Linked DNA regions of Homo sapiens: region 2 is linked to region 1. A link is a loop called in an ENCODE intact Hi-C map of the cell type or tissue named here. Cell type or tissue: psoas muscle. All regions are shown on one strand. Links, peaks and the distances in the headings refer to the core of each region. The heading gives the core; the rest is flanking DNA.

Region 1 (8,952 bases), core at 1,995-6,994:
CAAGCTGATCTCAAACTCCTGACCTCAAGTGATCCACCCACCTCAGCCTCCCAAAGTGTGGGATTACAGGCATGAGCCACCACGCCCTTCCCCAAAGAACTCTTGCCCAGGAGTTCAAGACCAACCTGGGCAACAGAGTGAGACTCTTATCTCCACAAAAAAAATTAAAACAAATTAGACTAAGCACAGCAGCTCACGCCTGTAATCCCAGCACTTTGGGAGCCTGAGGCGGGTGGATCACCTAAGGTCAGGAGTTCAAGACCAGCCTAGCCAACATGGTGAAACCCCGTCTCTACTGAAAATACATAAAAATTCCCAGATGTGGTGGTGGGCGCCTATAACCCCAGCTACTCGGGAGGCTGAGGCAGGAGAATCACTTGAACCTGGGAGGCAGAGGTTGCAGTGAGCTGAGATCGCGCCATTGCACTCCAGCCTGGGCAACCAGAGCGAAACTCTGTCTCAAATAAAAAAAGTAAAATTATCCAGAGGTGGTGGTGTGTACTTGTAGTCCCAGCTAGCTAGGAGGCTGAGGCAGGAGGACTGTCTGAGCCCTGGAGGTTGTAGCTGCAATTAGCCATGATCACGTCATTGCACTCCAGCCTGGATGACAGAGGGAGACCTTATCTCTAAAGAAAAAGAAAAAAAATTTCAGAATAGCTATGGCCATTATTTTTTGACTGTTTATAAATATAATTTGAATGGTAGATATTTGCCATTCAAATAACCAGAAAAGTTATTTGGTCCCTAAGTAATTGAGGCTATGTGCATGCAGAGATAACCTGTGTCCTGCTTTTATCAGTTCACTGCTCAGTTTTATCATTTCTTTCCATGACTTTCTTTTTTCTTTTTGAGAGTTTCATTTGGCCAGCCATGGTAGCTCATCCTTGTAATCCCAGCACTTTAGGAGGCTGAGGTGGGAGGATTGCTTGAGCTCAGGAATTGGAGATGAGCCTGGGCAACATAGAGAGACCCCGTCTCTACAAAAAATAAAAAGAATTAAGCCAGGAATGGTAGCACATGCCTGTAGTCCCAGCTACACAAGAGGCTTAGGTGGGAGTATCACTTGAGCCCGGGAAATTGAGGCTGTAGTGAGCCGTGATGGTGCCACTGTACTCCTGGGTGACAGAATGAGACCCTGTCTCAAAAAAAAAAAAAATTTTATTTAAGTGAAGATGCTTTTTATAGAAACATCATGTCTTATTATCTAAGAATCTCACAGTTAGTATACAAGAAGTTATTGCTTCTGTATACATGTACATATATAAACATAATTCAGTAAATTTTACAACTAGAATTTTCTATAGAACGATTCTATAAATTAACAAAATGTTTATTTTACCTTACTTTGCTTGATTAAACTCAATAACATAGATCAATTTCAACTTCCCTTAGAAAAAAGAACGTCATCTAAACTATAGACTTACTTGTCACCTTAATTAACCAGGAAATGTATAAACTGGCAGTATTTTATAAATAGCTGAGTTCTGCTTTATATACTTTGCAGTGGCTTAAGAATTAAGGTTGCCCATTTTTGCATTGAAGTGGGGAGCAAATTTTTCATTAGAGGGTAGAGTGAGAAAGCTAAATCACTTGTAAACTTCCGAAATTAGATCTTTGGGATCGAATTTTGTTACTTTACTCAGTCTTGTGTCTGCGTAGATCTTTTGTCTCTATCTTAAGATTGATGTAGAAATACATGTTCTAAAACCAGACAGTGATTTACTTTGCATTACTTGTTCCTTCCCACTGGATGGAATAATTGGAACTTTGTAGTATTTTTTTTTCCAGATCATTTACGTTTTCAGTACAGTTATTCCTCATTATCCATGGAGGTTTCAGGACCTCCCTCAGATACCGAAATCCTCAGACACTCAAGTCTCTGATATAAAATGGCATTGTAGATGTATATAATTATGCACATCCTCCTGTATGTGTTAAATCATCTCTGTGTTAGTTATATTACCTAATAAAATGTAAATACTGTGCAAATAGTTGTTACACACTGTATCATTTAGGGAATAATGATAAGAAAAAAGTCTACATGTTTAGTACAGAGGAAATTTTACTTTTCTCTGGCTATTTTCAATCCACGGTTGAATTCATGGATGTGGATCCTGTGGATATGGCAGGCAGACTGTATTTATGTGTTTTTTTTAATCATTTGGAGTCTTTTCTTGATTGGGTGCTGTACTTTTAAGTATTTGTATTGAATAGGAACTATATAAAGTTAAACCTCAAAGATATCAACAGAGCTATAAATATATTGATATGTTAAGTAGGTTGATGGAATTGTTTTTCTCCCTTGTTTTTGTGGCTGAAAATGTATGTTTCAGGTATTAATTACAATGTGCTTGTCATACTAGTATGATGGGGGATGATGAAGATGCCTGTAGTGACACCGAGGCCACTGAAGCCATGGCGCCAGACATCTTAGCCAGGAAGTAAGTACTAATGACCGGAGCACATTTTCACTTAGGCTGTTTATAATCGTGCAGAGTTGAAAGCAGCCTGCGTGGCTGTCCCTGTATGAGCGGGAAGAAAAGGCTGTTGATCAACATGTTTTATGCCGACTTTTTTTTCCTTTTTTCCCCCTTTTTTCACCTTCTGAGTCACCAACTTTTATAGTCTTGTCTCTTGATTAAAATCAAGGTATGTAGGTGGCAGGAAGACCAGCGTACCTGCACTTGGGATACTGAAATGTGTCACTTCCCTGTGGGGGGTTTTATTTGTTTTCTGAGACAGAGTCTCGCTCTGTCATTCAGGGTGGAGTGCAGTGGTGTGATCTCAACTCACTGCAACCTCCACCTCCCAAGTTCAAGCAATTCTCGTGCCTCAGCCTCCCCAGTAGTAGCTGGGATTACAGGCCCATGCCACCAAGCCTGGCTAATTTTTGTATTTTTAGTAGAGACAGTGTTTTGCCATATTGGCCAGGCTGGTCTCGAACTCTTGACCTCAAGAGATCCGCTGGTTTCAGCCTCCTAAAGTTCTGGGATTACAGGGGTGAACCACCGCGCCTGGCCCCTGCTTCCTGTTTTTAAAGGTAGCAGTGAGAAAGGCAAAAATAAGTTAATTCATAAAAGCACTCTTCCTTTGCTACTTACTGATTTCTAGCACCCATTCCACTGTTCTTGTCTATGCCCATTTCTACTCTTTTTATTCTTTTTTTTTTTTTGAGACAGGGCCTTGTTCTATCACTCAGGCTGGAGTGCAGAGGCGCAATCAAAGCTCATTGCAACCTCAAACTCCTGGGTTTAACTAGTGCTCCCACCTCGGCCTTCCAAATAGCTAGGACCACAGGCGTGTACCACCATGCCCGGCACGTTTCTGCTCTCTTGCCTTTTATTTTCCTCATCAGGTTATAGCTAGCACATTAATGATCTTCAGATGTTTTTGTAAGAATCAACAGTTGAATAAGGCGCTTAAATAATATCAAAACATCACTGTTAATTTCTTTGTACATGATTGTTGCATAGATTAGCTGCAGCTGAAGGCTTGGAGCCAAAGTATCGGATTCAGGAACAAGAAAGCAGTGGAGAGGAGGATAGTGACCTCTCACCTGAAGAACGAGGTAGTTTATTTCCTTTACTGCTTTCATCATGGTGCTAGTAATTTTTGCTAAGATAAATCCATTATTTGGAAGATGAGCAAATGGTTTTCATTTTGGGGACACACAGGGGAGGAGAATGAAAGCAACATCTTTATAATTCAGATACTACTTGTGTGTTTTGTTGTGTAATAGTTTTTTACCCCTGATTTCAAGAATATGGGGAAGTATTACCATCTTTAAAGTAATTATAAGTATTATTTTCTTTGTACTTTTTAGTGCAGAGTAGATACTCAGTAAATACTTTTTAAATTAATGCATTTCAAGTCATTGAGCGTTTGGACGGTCTTAAAGTGGGTAGCTGAAAGAGCTAATTTCCCAGTTGCTTATGCTTTTTGTGTTGTTGGACAGTGATGCAACTTAACAAATGAACCAAGATGATCAGATGCAGAGTGAAGGTCTTTATTAGGTCCCATCAATCAAAAGGAGCAGTAGTGTCACAGGAAGGGAGATGGAGACAGCCCTCCCCTTCACAGGGATGGAAGAGGGTCTCGTAGGCCATTCAGCACATACACATTTAAGGCATTGCTGCCTGCTCGTGCTTTCTGTTTCCACAAGTAAAAGTGGTTACCCGTGGAGGCTGGGAGAAAAGGAGTATGTCTTATCTTGTTGCATTTTATACTTTTTGATTCATGTGAATATATAATCTTCTCAGGAGTTAAAAAATTGTGTATAGTTTATTTGCAACTATTTTTAAAGGAAAATCCAAGCTTGTGGGTAGAGGGGAAAGATATAAGAAAAGCACATACTCACAAAAAAGAGGAAGAAGGAAAATATGGTAGAAACCTACTTGAAGTGTTGTGGCGTAGGGACTACCTCCTGTACCGTGAAGAAGCTGAGAAACTTTAGAACGAAGGATCTTTGTCGTGTAGCTGCTAAGATATCATTTACTAGTCTTTCCTATCATCTTCAGAATATAGCCTGTTCAACAGAGCTATGATGGGCTGAGCCTAATATTTGTACGAGAGAAATTTTACATGTAGCATATTCTCAAGTTGTATTGTATCTCAACTTTCAGTGACTTTCCATTTATTTTCCCAAAATATACCCCAAAAGATCCTTGAAAAGTATTTCAAATAGAAATAGTTTCTGGAGTTTGTTTCCTCATTACTCTCTAAAAACATGATCTGTTGAGAATAAGGAATTTTTTGTTAATGTCAGTTTTAATTGAGGGATGTTTTTCTCAAGTTGTGATTTCATGAGTCAACCAGCAGGGGGAGCCATTTGACTAATTATAATTTCATTAATTCATTTTCCACTGGTGGGGTTATTACTGAATTATATAGATGTTACGTGGCTGAAAAATTGTTGTCTATTGACAGTAGATAGCTTAGGGAGAAAAACTGTAACTCACAGCATAACAATTAAGATTATTGTCTAAGAAGACAGACAAACCTAAGTTTGTGCTCCAGGTATGCCACTTGGCTAATTTGCATAATTTCTCCGAGCCTCCGTTTTCTCATTTCTAAATTGGCAGCTGTAAAAATATTTTGGTGACTACTAAATGAGTTAAAGCATTTAAAGCACTTATCACTGATCTTGGCATATTGTGAGCACTCACTAAATACTAACTTTTAACAACTTAAGATATTCCCCCATAAAAAGTAAAAGTAGGTATAAAAAGAATAATTCACTTGTTGTATTCATATAAATAGTCTGCCTTAACCTTTTTAAATGTTAGTTATGACTTATTAAGAATCATGATGGCCGGGTTTGGTGGCTTATGCCTGTAATCCCAGCACTTTGGGAGGCTGAGACAGGAGGATCTCTTGAGGCCAGGAGTTTGAGACCAGCCTGGCCAACATGGCGAAACCCCATCTCTACTAAAAATACAAAAATTAGCCAGGCATGGTGGTGGGCGCCTCTAATCCCAGCTACTCGGGAGGCTGGGGCACAAGAATTGCTTGAACCTGGGAGGTGGAGGTTGCAGTGAGCCGGTATCATGCCACTGCACTCCAGGCTGGGTGACAGAGTGAGACTTTGTCTTTAAAAAAATAAATAAGTACATAAATAATCATGATGCACAGTTTCAAAAACACTGGCTCATACTGAGAAAATAATAGAACAAATGCACAATATATTTTATATATATAGTCTTAAAAACATTGAAAATTGCTGATATACCTTCACAAAATAAAAACAAACCAAAAGAAACATTGAAAACATGAAGGAAATCAGAAATCTTTAACCAAAAATAGGGAATTAAATTATGACTCAACAACTTGTAACGATTTTAAAATTACATAAATCATTATGGCAGAATGTTTACTGTATGTTCATATACTTTATTGTCTAAACTGGGTAATTATTGCAGTTCTTTTTTTTTTTTTTTTTTTTTTTTGAGACAGAGTCCTGCTCTGTCGCCCAGGCTGGAGTGCAGTGGCGCGATCTTCGCTCACTGCAACCTCCACCTCCCAGGTTCAAGTGATTCTCCTGCCTCAGCCTCCTGAGTAGCTGGGATTACAGACGTGTGCCACCACGCCCAGCAAATTTTTTGTATTTTCAGTAGAGACGGGGTTTCACCATGTTAGCCAGGATGTTCTCAAACTCCTGACCTCATGATCCGCCCTCCTCGGCCTCCCAAAGTGCTGGGATTACAGGCGTGAGCACTGCGCCCGGACTTCAGTATAAGTTTTAAAAATATAAGTATAGATGTTGATAAAAGCTTAGGGAATTAAGAAAGTACTGGCCAGGTGCGGTGTCTTACACCTGTAATCCCAGTGCTTTGGGAGGCTGAGGCAGGTGGATCACTTGAGGTCAGGAGTTCAAGACCAGCCTGACCTACATGGTGAAACCCCGTCTCTAGTAAAAATCAAACAAAGAGAAAGTACTTTGGAGGCCAGGTGTGGTGGCACGCATCTGTAGTTCCAGTTACTTGGGAGGCTGAGGTAGGAGGACTGCTTGAGCCCAGAAGTTGGAAGCCAGCCTGGGCAACAGTGAGATCTCATCTCTAAAAATTAAAATTTAAAAAAAAGAAGAAAGTACTGTAAATACCCTTATTGAGAGATGTCTCTGCTTTTTAAAAAGTAAATAAATAAATTTTTGAGCTACGGTCTCACTTGTCAACCCAGGCTGGAGTGCAGTGGCATAGTCGCGGCTCACTGCAGTTTCAGCCTTCTAAGCTTAGCCAGTCCTCCCATCTCAGCCTTCCCAGTAGCTGGGACCACAGTCGTGTACTACCACACCCAGCTAATTTTTTGTAATTTTTTTGTAGAGATAGGTTCTTGCCATGTTGCCCAGGCTGGTCTTGAACTCCTGGGATTACAGGCATGAGCCCCAGCATCTGGCCTCTGTGCATTTTTGACATTGAAATATTTTGATGAAATTTTTAATAAAACAATGGTGAAGCCAGGCGCAGTGGCTCATGCCTGTAATCCCAGCACTTTTGGAGGCCAAGGCAGGCGGATCACCTGAGGTCAGGAGTTGGAGACCAACCTGGCCAACATGATGAAACCCCGTCTCTACTAAAACTACCAAAATTAGCCAGGAGTGGTAGCACATGCCTGTGATCCCAACTACTCGGGAGACTGAGGCAGGAGAATCGCTTAAACCTAGGAGGCTAAGGTTGCCGTGAGCCAAGATTGCACATTGCACTCCAGCCTGGGCAATTAGAGTGAAACTCCATCTTGAAAAAAAGAAAAAATAAAACAACGGTGAATAATTTTAATGCTGTTCATTGGTAAAATAGCTGGCAATTTTATATTGGCCCCCCCTTTTCTGTTGTTTTTTTTTTTTTTTAATTTTCTGATCTAAGGAAGTTAAAAACCTTAAAATTATGTATTCATAAATAGTTGCTCTAGTGTGATCAGTTGTGTTGCTGCCAGCTTTATGTTTCTATGGTGAAGACTAAAATGAAATATTTTGGAGTCACTTCACCATTACTTTATAATACGTTTTTCTTAAAATTACTCTGAAAATGAGGTTACGTTTTTAGCCAACAATGTCTTAAATCATGGCAGTTTCTTAACAGGTAAGAATTGTTTTAAAGGATTTTTTCTTAATTATAAAAATAGAAAATAATAAAATATTAAAACTACTTCATTGTTCCTTGACTCAGAATTAAACACTGTTAATTGCTGAGTCTTATTTTTCTCTCTGTGTGTGTATGTGACAGGCATTGTACATAGTAAATATAGTATATGGTGTTGTAACTCGCTCTTTTGTCACCATTTAACTCTTTCTGGATAATTTTCCCATAGCTTTAATCTTTCTTCACAAATATAATTTCTAATGGCTGGATATATTCTTGTTCTTCCATTGAGATGAATGCCAGATAGTAAATATTTTAAATTTTGCAGGGCCCAGTGGTCTCTATTACGAACTACTCAACTCTGCCATTGAACACAAAAGCAGCCTTAAGCATGACAAAAACAAATGAGCATCACTGTTTCAATAAAATTTTATTTATAAAACAGGCATGGGCCAATCCTTGAGCTCAAACTTCCTAAGTTTACATTTTGCATCTTATAGAAAAAAAGCGACAATTTGAAATGAAAAGGAAGCTTCACTACAATGAAGGACTCAATATCAAACTAGCCAGACAATTAATTTCAAAAGACCTACATGATGATGATGAAGATGAAGAAATGTTAGAGACTGCAGATGGAGAAAGCATGAATACGGAAGAATCAAATCAAGGTTAGATGTTTGGAAAATGTCACTGAGACTTTTGTAATGGTCTATGCCTAAGATAATGTACTTTATTTTGCTTTAAACTTGTGAAAAAACAGAAAATTTTGCTGAGATTCGCTTTATTATACCAAATGTTTCTAAAGTTTTAACCCGCATGGCCAATTTCAGAATAATAAAGTTTTTATACCTAGAGTTGATTTGATTTTAGACCATATGTTTTATTATATGGCTTTCTTATGGTTTACTTGCCTTTAGGCAAGGATGTTTGTCTTCATATTAAGCTATATTTTGTTTTGAATATTTTAGGTCATGTTGTATTTGTCATAACGATCTAAAATTTAAAATTTTTAAATGAAACTTTTTTTTTTTTTTTGAGACAGAGTCTCGCTCTGTCACCCAGGCTGGAGTGCAGTGGCGTGATCTCGGCTCACTGCAAGCTCCGCCTCCTGGGTTCCCGCCATTCTCCTGCCTCAGCCTCCCGAGTAGCTGGGATTACAGGCGCCTGCCACCACGCCTGGCTGATTTTTTGTATTTTTAGTAGAGATGGGGTTTCACCATGTTAGCCAGGATGGTCCCAATCTCCTGACCTTGTGATCCGCCCGCCTCGGCCTCCCAAAGTGCTGGGATTACAGGCATGAGCCACCGCGCCCAGCCTGAAACATGTTTTTAGTATGGAAGATTTGGTTTTACATCCCGTTAGATACAAAGTATGTCAT
Region 2 (6,971 bases), core at 151-5,150, 72 kb after region 1:
ATCTGTTAGGTAAATGTACGCATGTGCACAAGTAATTACAGAAGCAGAATCACACTGGGAGAAGAAAACATCTATTCATTCAATATTTATTAGGCACCTAGTGCTATGGTTTGGCTGTGTCCCCTAAATCTCATGTGTTAGAAATTTAATCCCAGTCTGGCAGTATTGAAAGGGCATTTCAGAGGTGGTTGGAGAGTGAGAGCTCTGCCCTCATGAATGGATTCATGGGCTAATGGACTAATGCGTTAATGGATTAATGGGTCATCAAGAGAGTGGAACTGGTGGTTTCATAAGAAGGGGAAGAAAAGAGGCTGAGCCCGGTGGCTCATGCCTGTAATCCCAACACTTTGGGAGGTCACGGTGGGAGATTGTTTGAGTGCAGTAGTTAAAAACCAGCCTGGGCAACGCAAGATCATGTCTCTACAAAACATTTAGAAGCCAGGCGTGGCGGCTTAACGCCTGTAATCCCAGCACTTTGGGAGGCCAAGATGGGCAGATCACTTGAGGTCAGGATTTGAGACCAGCCTGGTCAACAGTGTGAAACCTCATCTCCACTAAAAGTACAAAATTAGGCTGGCATGGTGGCGCATGCCTGTAGTCCCAGCTACTTGGGAGGCTGAGGCAGGAGAATCGCTTGAACCCAGCAGGAAGAAGTTGCAGTGAGCTGAGATTGCACCACTGCCCTCCAGCCTGGGCAACAGAGTGAGACTCCATCTCAAAAACATAAATAAAAAAAATAAATTTGCTGAGTGTGGTAGTGCATAACTATAGTCCCAGCTACTCTGGAAGCCTAGATGGAAGAATTGCTTGAGACCTGGAGGATGAGGCTGCAGTGAGCTGTGATCACGCCGCTGCACTCCAGCCTGGGTGACAGAGTGAGACCCTGTCTCAAAAATGATTAATAGTAAATAAACTTTGAAAATTAAAAAAAAAGAGGAGAGAAACCTGAGCAAGCATTAGCACGCTCAGCCTCTCACCACGTGATCCCTTGCCCTACCTTGGGGACGCCACGGAGTCCCCACCAGCAAGAAGGTTCTCACAAGGTGCAGCCTGCCCCCCGAGAAGACCTTGGACTTCTCAGTCTCCATAACTGTAAGAAATAAATCTTTTCCTTTACAAATTACCTAGATTCAGGGATTTTGTTATAAGCAACATAAAGCTGACTAAGACACCTAAGAGTATCAGGTGCTGGGCTAGGTTCTAGAGCTACAAAGATGAAATGAACATAACATCACCACCCAGAAGGTCTAGCAAGTATACAGACATAAAAATCTCAAATTGTAATACTGAACTGAACCCTGTTCCAACACTATGTACAACAGGTGACAGAACAACCGGAATCCCAAAGTCACATCACTGTGATGGGAAAGTACCTGAGGAGATTCCATTTAAGCCAAATTTTAAATAATAAAGGGGAGTTCACCAGGTCCACAAAAGGGAGAAGGCCCATTCAGGCTGAAGAAACATTGTGTACCCAGGTGGGCGTGAGAGAGAGGCACGCTGAAACAAGCGAGAGCATTCAACTCCTTCATGGATGGATGAACCTATTTGCAGTAGAGAGACTGGCAGCAAAGAAGGCAGGAAAGGTTGGCAGGTGCTGGATATTGAAGGGACCTTATTTGTGAAATTAGAAATTCAGTGTTTATCCTACAGACCTGTGGTTTTCCAACTATACTCAGTGGAGCTGTGAGTGCTCCTTGGAGTCCACACAGGGGCCATCCGGGGGTGGGCAGTGGGGCCAGGCGGGCAAGGCTCTGGGTCTCCCATTCCTGTTTCAACCTCACCAACTCTGCTTTTGCCTACTTAATGGTGGGCATCAGTGAAATACTTTTTCTTTTAAATAAAGGGTTTCATAGTTAGGGAAAGCTGAAAAATGATAGCTTAGGCAATGACCAACCCTTGAAGAATCTTAAGCAGGAAAGTGGCATGAGTTTCCCAGGTGGAAAGACTTGGAAACAGTGGCAAATGCTGAGGAGACGTCAGGAAAACAAGTACTGAAAGTGTGCTTTGGGTTTGGCCGTTGGAAAGTGACCTTCCTGAAACAGTTGGTAGGGAGCAGGGGTGTTGGAGAGAGTGGAGAACAGAATGCAGAGGATATTGGAATGAATGGGAGGAGAAACTGTGGAGTAGGGAGTGGAGACTGTGCTGTTAAAGAGTCTTAGATATAAAGCAACGGAAGGAGATTTGGCAATAGTCAGAGGGGAATTTTTCCAACTCACATGTCCCCCTTCTTGGCTAAGAGATTTCCCAACTACAAGGTCACAGGGGCAGACTCTCAGGAGCCATGTTTGTACACAGCTGCCTCCTTGACTGTAGTTGATTGGCCTCTGTGCGGGGTACAGCATCCAAGGTGGGCCAATACTTCCTCCAAGAAATTTAGATTTGGGGCCTAGAGAGAAAGCCCATCCTCTCCGGTTGGTTGGGTAGTGTTGGGAGCTGCTGCCTGGAGAGTCAGATGAAGTAAGCTGCAGATGTGGAAATGGGCAGACAGGAAGGAGCTGCCGGCTTTACAGGCCCTCGTTCTAAATCCTTCTCAAGTTTCAAGGAAAGCCAGCCATCTGGTTCTGGGTGAAACTAACCCATCATGAACCCTTTGTTTTCATTAACTCACATAGTTTCTCTTACAACAAAAATAATCCTTTCTGATACAGACGGTGTATGATTTTCTTCTCTTTCTTCCAAAGACAGAAGAATGGTCAGTTGAGAGTTTGAAGGTACAGAGAAGGAGGGGATAATTGATAGAGCCATTCTCCAAAGAGAACAGAAGGGGTGGATTCCCTAGAGCACAGATCAGGAGTGGCAGAAAGAGATGCCACCTTCCTCTGAGATAGGTGGGTAAGAAGTAAGAAAAGTGCGAACATAGATGAGTATGTGGGCTGGGGGTAGAAGAGTGTTCCTAATGACTCTTATTTTCTTTTTGAGGACCCAATGTTGTTTGCAAATCATGAGTGGGGTGGGGCACATTTGCTGGGAGGCTTGAGGAGAGCAGCAAGGTTTGAGAACAGCCATTGTGCCAGTGGGCCAGGGAACTGGTCACAGATAAATAATACAAAGACAGTTGAGATGAGGCGCGGTGGCTCACGCCTGTCATCCCAGCACTTTGGGAGGCCGAGGCAGGTGGATCACCTGAGGTCAGGCGTTTGAGACCAGCCTGGCCAACGTGGTGAAACCCCGTCTCTACTAAAAATAGAAAAATTAGCTGGGTGTGGTGGTGGGCACCTGTAATCCTAGCTACTCGGGAGGTTGAGGCATGAGAATCACTTGAACCTGGGAGGTGGAGGTTACAGTGAGCCAAGATTGCGCCACTGGACTCCAGCCTGGGCGACAAGAGCAAAACTCCATCTCAAAAAAAAAAAAAAAAGACAGTTGCAAATCCTAAGTATGTGGTGGTGAACACAGTGATGGAGACTCAGTGATAGAGTCTCATGTGCTGGTGAATGCAATGATAGAGTCTCCCTAAAAGCCTTCACCCATTTGCCTACTTATTCCCCCTTAAAATACAAATCAGGCCACGTACAGCAGCTCATACTTGTAATTACTTCGGGAGTCTGAGGCAGGGAGGATCACTTGAGCTCCGGAGTTCCAGATCAGCCCCAGGCAACACAGTGAGACCCACCTCTACAAAACGTACAAATATTAGCCAGGCGTGTGGCGTGCACCTGTACTTCCAACTACTCGGGAGGTTGAGGATGGAGGATCACTTGAGTCTGGGAGGTCGAGGCAGCAGTGACTTATGATCACACCAGTGCACTCCAGCACAAATCAGATGATACCATTCCTCTGTTTAGATTTTTCCAATGGCTTCCTGCTGCTTTACAATAGAAATTATTTCTAATCTTGCTCAGCAACTAGGAGAGGAGAAAGCAGAAGGAAAATGCTTGGATCAATCCCGAGCTGTGGGTATGAAACTGCCCTGAGGTGGAGGGAGAGACAGGGTGGTATACCAACAGCCTGGGAGAAAAAAGGAATACTGGCATGGGGGTGGGAGTGGGAACGTGAGTATGAAGTGAATATATGGGAATGAGACAACTAGAGACATCTATGCTGAGCTTGTGCATGGGATGTTCTGGGTGAGAAAATGGTATAAGATGAGAACATTTAAGGACTTTCTGAAGCAACATATTTTGAGATAAACTTTCTCCCCTTTCTATGAATAGCACTACCTATTACCCAGTCACCCAGATCTGCAACCTGGAGTCATCCGAGGAGTTGTCTTTATTTTTTCCTTCTCCCCACATTTGGTTGGCCATCAGATTCTTTCAATTTTTTAAATTAATTAATTAATTAATTTATTTATTTATTTTTTGAGATGGAGTCTTGCTCTGTCGCCCAGGCTGGAGTGCAGTGCTGCCATCTCGGCTCACTGCAAGCTCTGCCTCCCGGGTTCACGCCATTCTCCTGCCTCAGCCTCCCGAGTAGCTGGGACTACAGGCGCCCGCCACCACGCCTGGCTAATTTTTTGTATTTTTAGTAGAGAAGGGGTTTCACCGTGTTAGCCAGGATGGTCTCCATCTCCTGACCTTGTGATCCACCCGCCTCGGCCTCCCAAAGTGCTGTGATTACAGGCGTGAGTAACCGCGCCCAGGCCTCAATTTTATTTCTTAAACATCTCTTGCTTGCAATTGCATCAGTTGAAAATGTCCCACTCTCCATTAAGATGCAAATAAGATTATGTCACTCCCAGGCTTAAATTCTTCCAGTGGCTTTCCTTCGCTTTAATATACACAGTCCTTAGCATGGCATACAAGGTTCTTTGTAATGTCTATATTGATGGTGTACGATCCTTTCTGATACAGATAGTGTATGTATCAGAAATTCATTTCTTCTTTTCTAAAGCCATATTCTCGATTTACCATGCTTGAAGACCATGTGTTTCTCTTGCTTCTGTGCTTCAGTCAAAATAGTTCCTTGTGACTAACAGTCCTTTGACCCTTTGAAAGACATTCCTCACCTTTTCTTAGATCTTACTTTTTTAAGATTCTTCATATCTATGGAGGTATGAGAACACTAATTTCCTTCCTTAGGAGAAATGACTATCAGATTACAGTAGGCCACTGTAAATACTCAAAGACTGCTGGCACAGAACTTACCATAGTCTGAGAGTTGTAGGGGGAAAAGATTATTTATCTCACCTATAAGTCTCACAGTCTATTTATTTATTTATTTATTTAGAGACAGCGTCTCACTCTGTTGCCCATGCTGGAGTGCAATGGTGCGATCTCGGCTCACTGCAACCCCCACCTCCCAGGTTCAAGCGATTCTCCTGCCTCAGCCTCCCAAGTACCTGGGATTAAAGACATGCGCCACCACACCTGGCTAATTTTGTATTTTTAGTAGAGACAGGGTTTCACCATGTTGGTCAGGCTGGTCTTAAACTCCTGGCCTCAGGTGATCCACCCGCCTTGGCCTCCCAAAGTGCTGAGATTACAGGCGTGAGCAACCGCATCTGGCCTTTTTTTTTTTTTTTTTTTGAGATGGAGTTTCCCTCTTGTCATCCAGGCTGGAGTGCAATAGCATGATCTCAGCTCACTGCAACCTCCGCCTCCCTGGTTCAAGCAATTCTCCTGCCTCAGCCCTCCCAAGTAGCTGGGATTACAGGCACAGTGCCACCACACCTGGCTAATTTTTGTAGTTTTAGTAGAGATGGGGTTTCACCATGTTGGCCAGACTGGTTTTGAACTCCTGACCACAAGTGATCTGCCCGCCTTGGCCTCCCAAAATGCTAGGATTACAGGCGTGAGCCACCGTGCCCAGCCTCTCAGAGCCTATTATAAGGTCTGGCCAGAATAAATGCTCAATGAATATTATTGAATGAAAGAAAAATGAGTGAATGTTGATGTCACCTTAGTTGATGGTGGAAGTTGGGATGAAGGACTGTGAGTCAGGAGCCGAAGTCCTGGATGAACGTGAGTGTTTACTAGCTGTGTTTTATGGGGCCGAGCTATCAACATTTTCTTACAGGGAAATTGCCTTGACTACTAGTCAGCCATCATGCAGCCCCCATCCCTGCAGAAATGATTAGGTTGAGTGATTCCATCCCTCTCTTGGCTTGCCAGGGACCCACTACCTGTGTGGACTGATATGAAAAGATGAGCTGGGCTAATGTAATTGTCTCCTGGGATCTGTGAGTTGGGAAACAGATTTAAGCAATTAACACCAGGAGCCGAAGTTGAAAGGCTGTATAAAGAATTGTCAGCCAGGCGCAGTGGCTCATGCCTGTAATTCCAGCACTTTGGGAGGCCGAGGTGGGCGGATCTCTTGAGGTCAGGAGTTTGAGACCAGCTTGGCCAACATGGCTAAACCCTGTCTCTACTAAAAATACAAAAATTAACCGGGCATAGTGGCATGAGCTTGTAATCCCAGCTACTCAGGAGGCGGAGACAGGAGAATCTCTTGAACCCGGGAGGCGGAGGTTGCAGTGAGCTGAGATTGTGCCATTGCACTCCAGCCTGGGCAACAAGAGCGAAACTCCATCTCAGAAAAAAGGAGAAAAAAAAAAAAAGAATTGTCAAGAAATATCTAGCAGAGGTTGCAGAGTGGCCCTGAAACTTATTTTTATAACCTGTGCAATGTTCTGTAATATTTTGAAAGGCTTGTCAATATTTGAAAACAGGGAGATTTCACATGAAAATCTGGCTGTTTGGCGTCTCTCATTAAATCTGAGGTCTGGTATGGCAGGAACTGACTGGAGCTGAGAAGGACACAGGGCACATGCTTTCTGTTCGTCATAGCCTCCACCACCGCATGCTGCTCACACCTGGAAAGTTTCATTGTTTTATATTACCCACTGGGAGCCTCTAGAGGAATCAGTAGCAATGATAGATTGTATGCAAACCAGGTTCACAGGGGAACAGAACCTAGAGGAAAGCAGAAAGGAAAGTTGATGGGGTTGGGCAAGTAGGAAAGAGAGAGGATGCAGATGACAAGAGAGAAAACCAGTCCTAAGAGTTGCCTGAGTTTCTGCCCTTGTC

What was found. Peaks named below come from ENCODE experiments on the same cell type or tissue, not always from the same donor. Only the 100,000 strongest peaks of a DNase experiment are listed, where the experiment ranks them.
Region 2: a loop joins it to region 1, with 6 times the contacts of the local background. A loop is called at or near these places in 25 of 110 quality-filtered maps.

What each region holds. Positions count from the first base shown.
Region 1 is chr3:195,518,308-195,527,259 of GRCh38, reverse strand. PPP1R2 (protein phosphatase 1 regulatory inhibitor subunit 2) reads left to right here. Exons shown (of 6, transcript NM_006241.8): 3 at 2,364-2,441; 4 at 3,474-3,568; 5 at 8,075-8,242. It also overlaps the pseudogene RNU6ATAC24P. Among named protein-coding and RNA genes, the nearest start is that of PPP1R2, 21 kb to the left of the region's middle. In psoas muscle, for the core only: a CTCF peak has its summit at 4,810 (motif pointing right); no DNase peak of the experiment used is centred there.
Region 2 is chr3:195,446,327-195,453,297 of GRCh38, reverse strand. No RefSeq gene overlaps it. Among named protein-coding and RNA genes, the nearest start is that of ACAP2, 6.8 kb to the right of the region's middle. In psoas muscle, for the core only: no CTCF peak of the experiment used is centred there; a DNase peak (open chromatin) is centred at 2,327.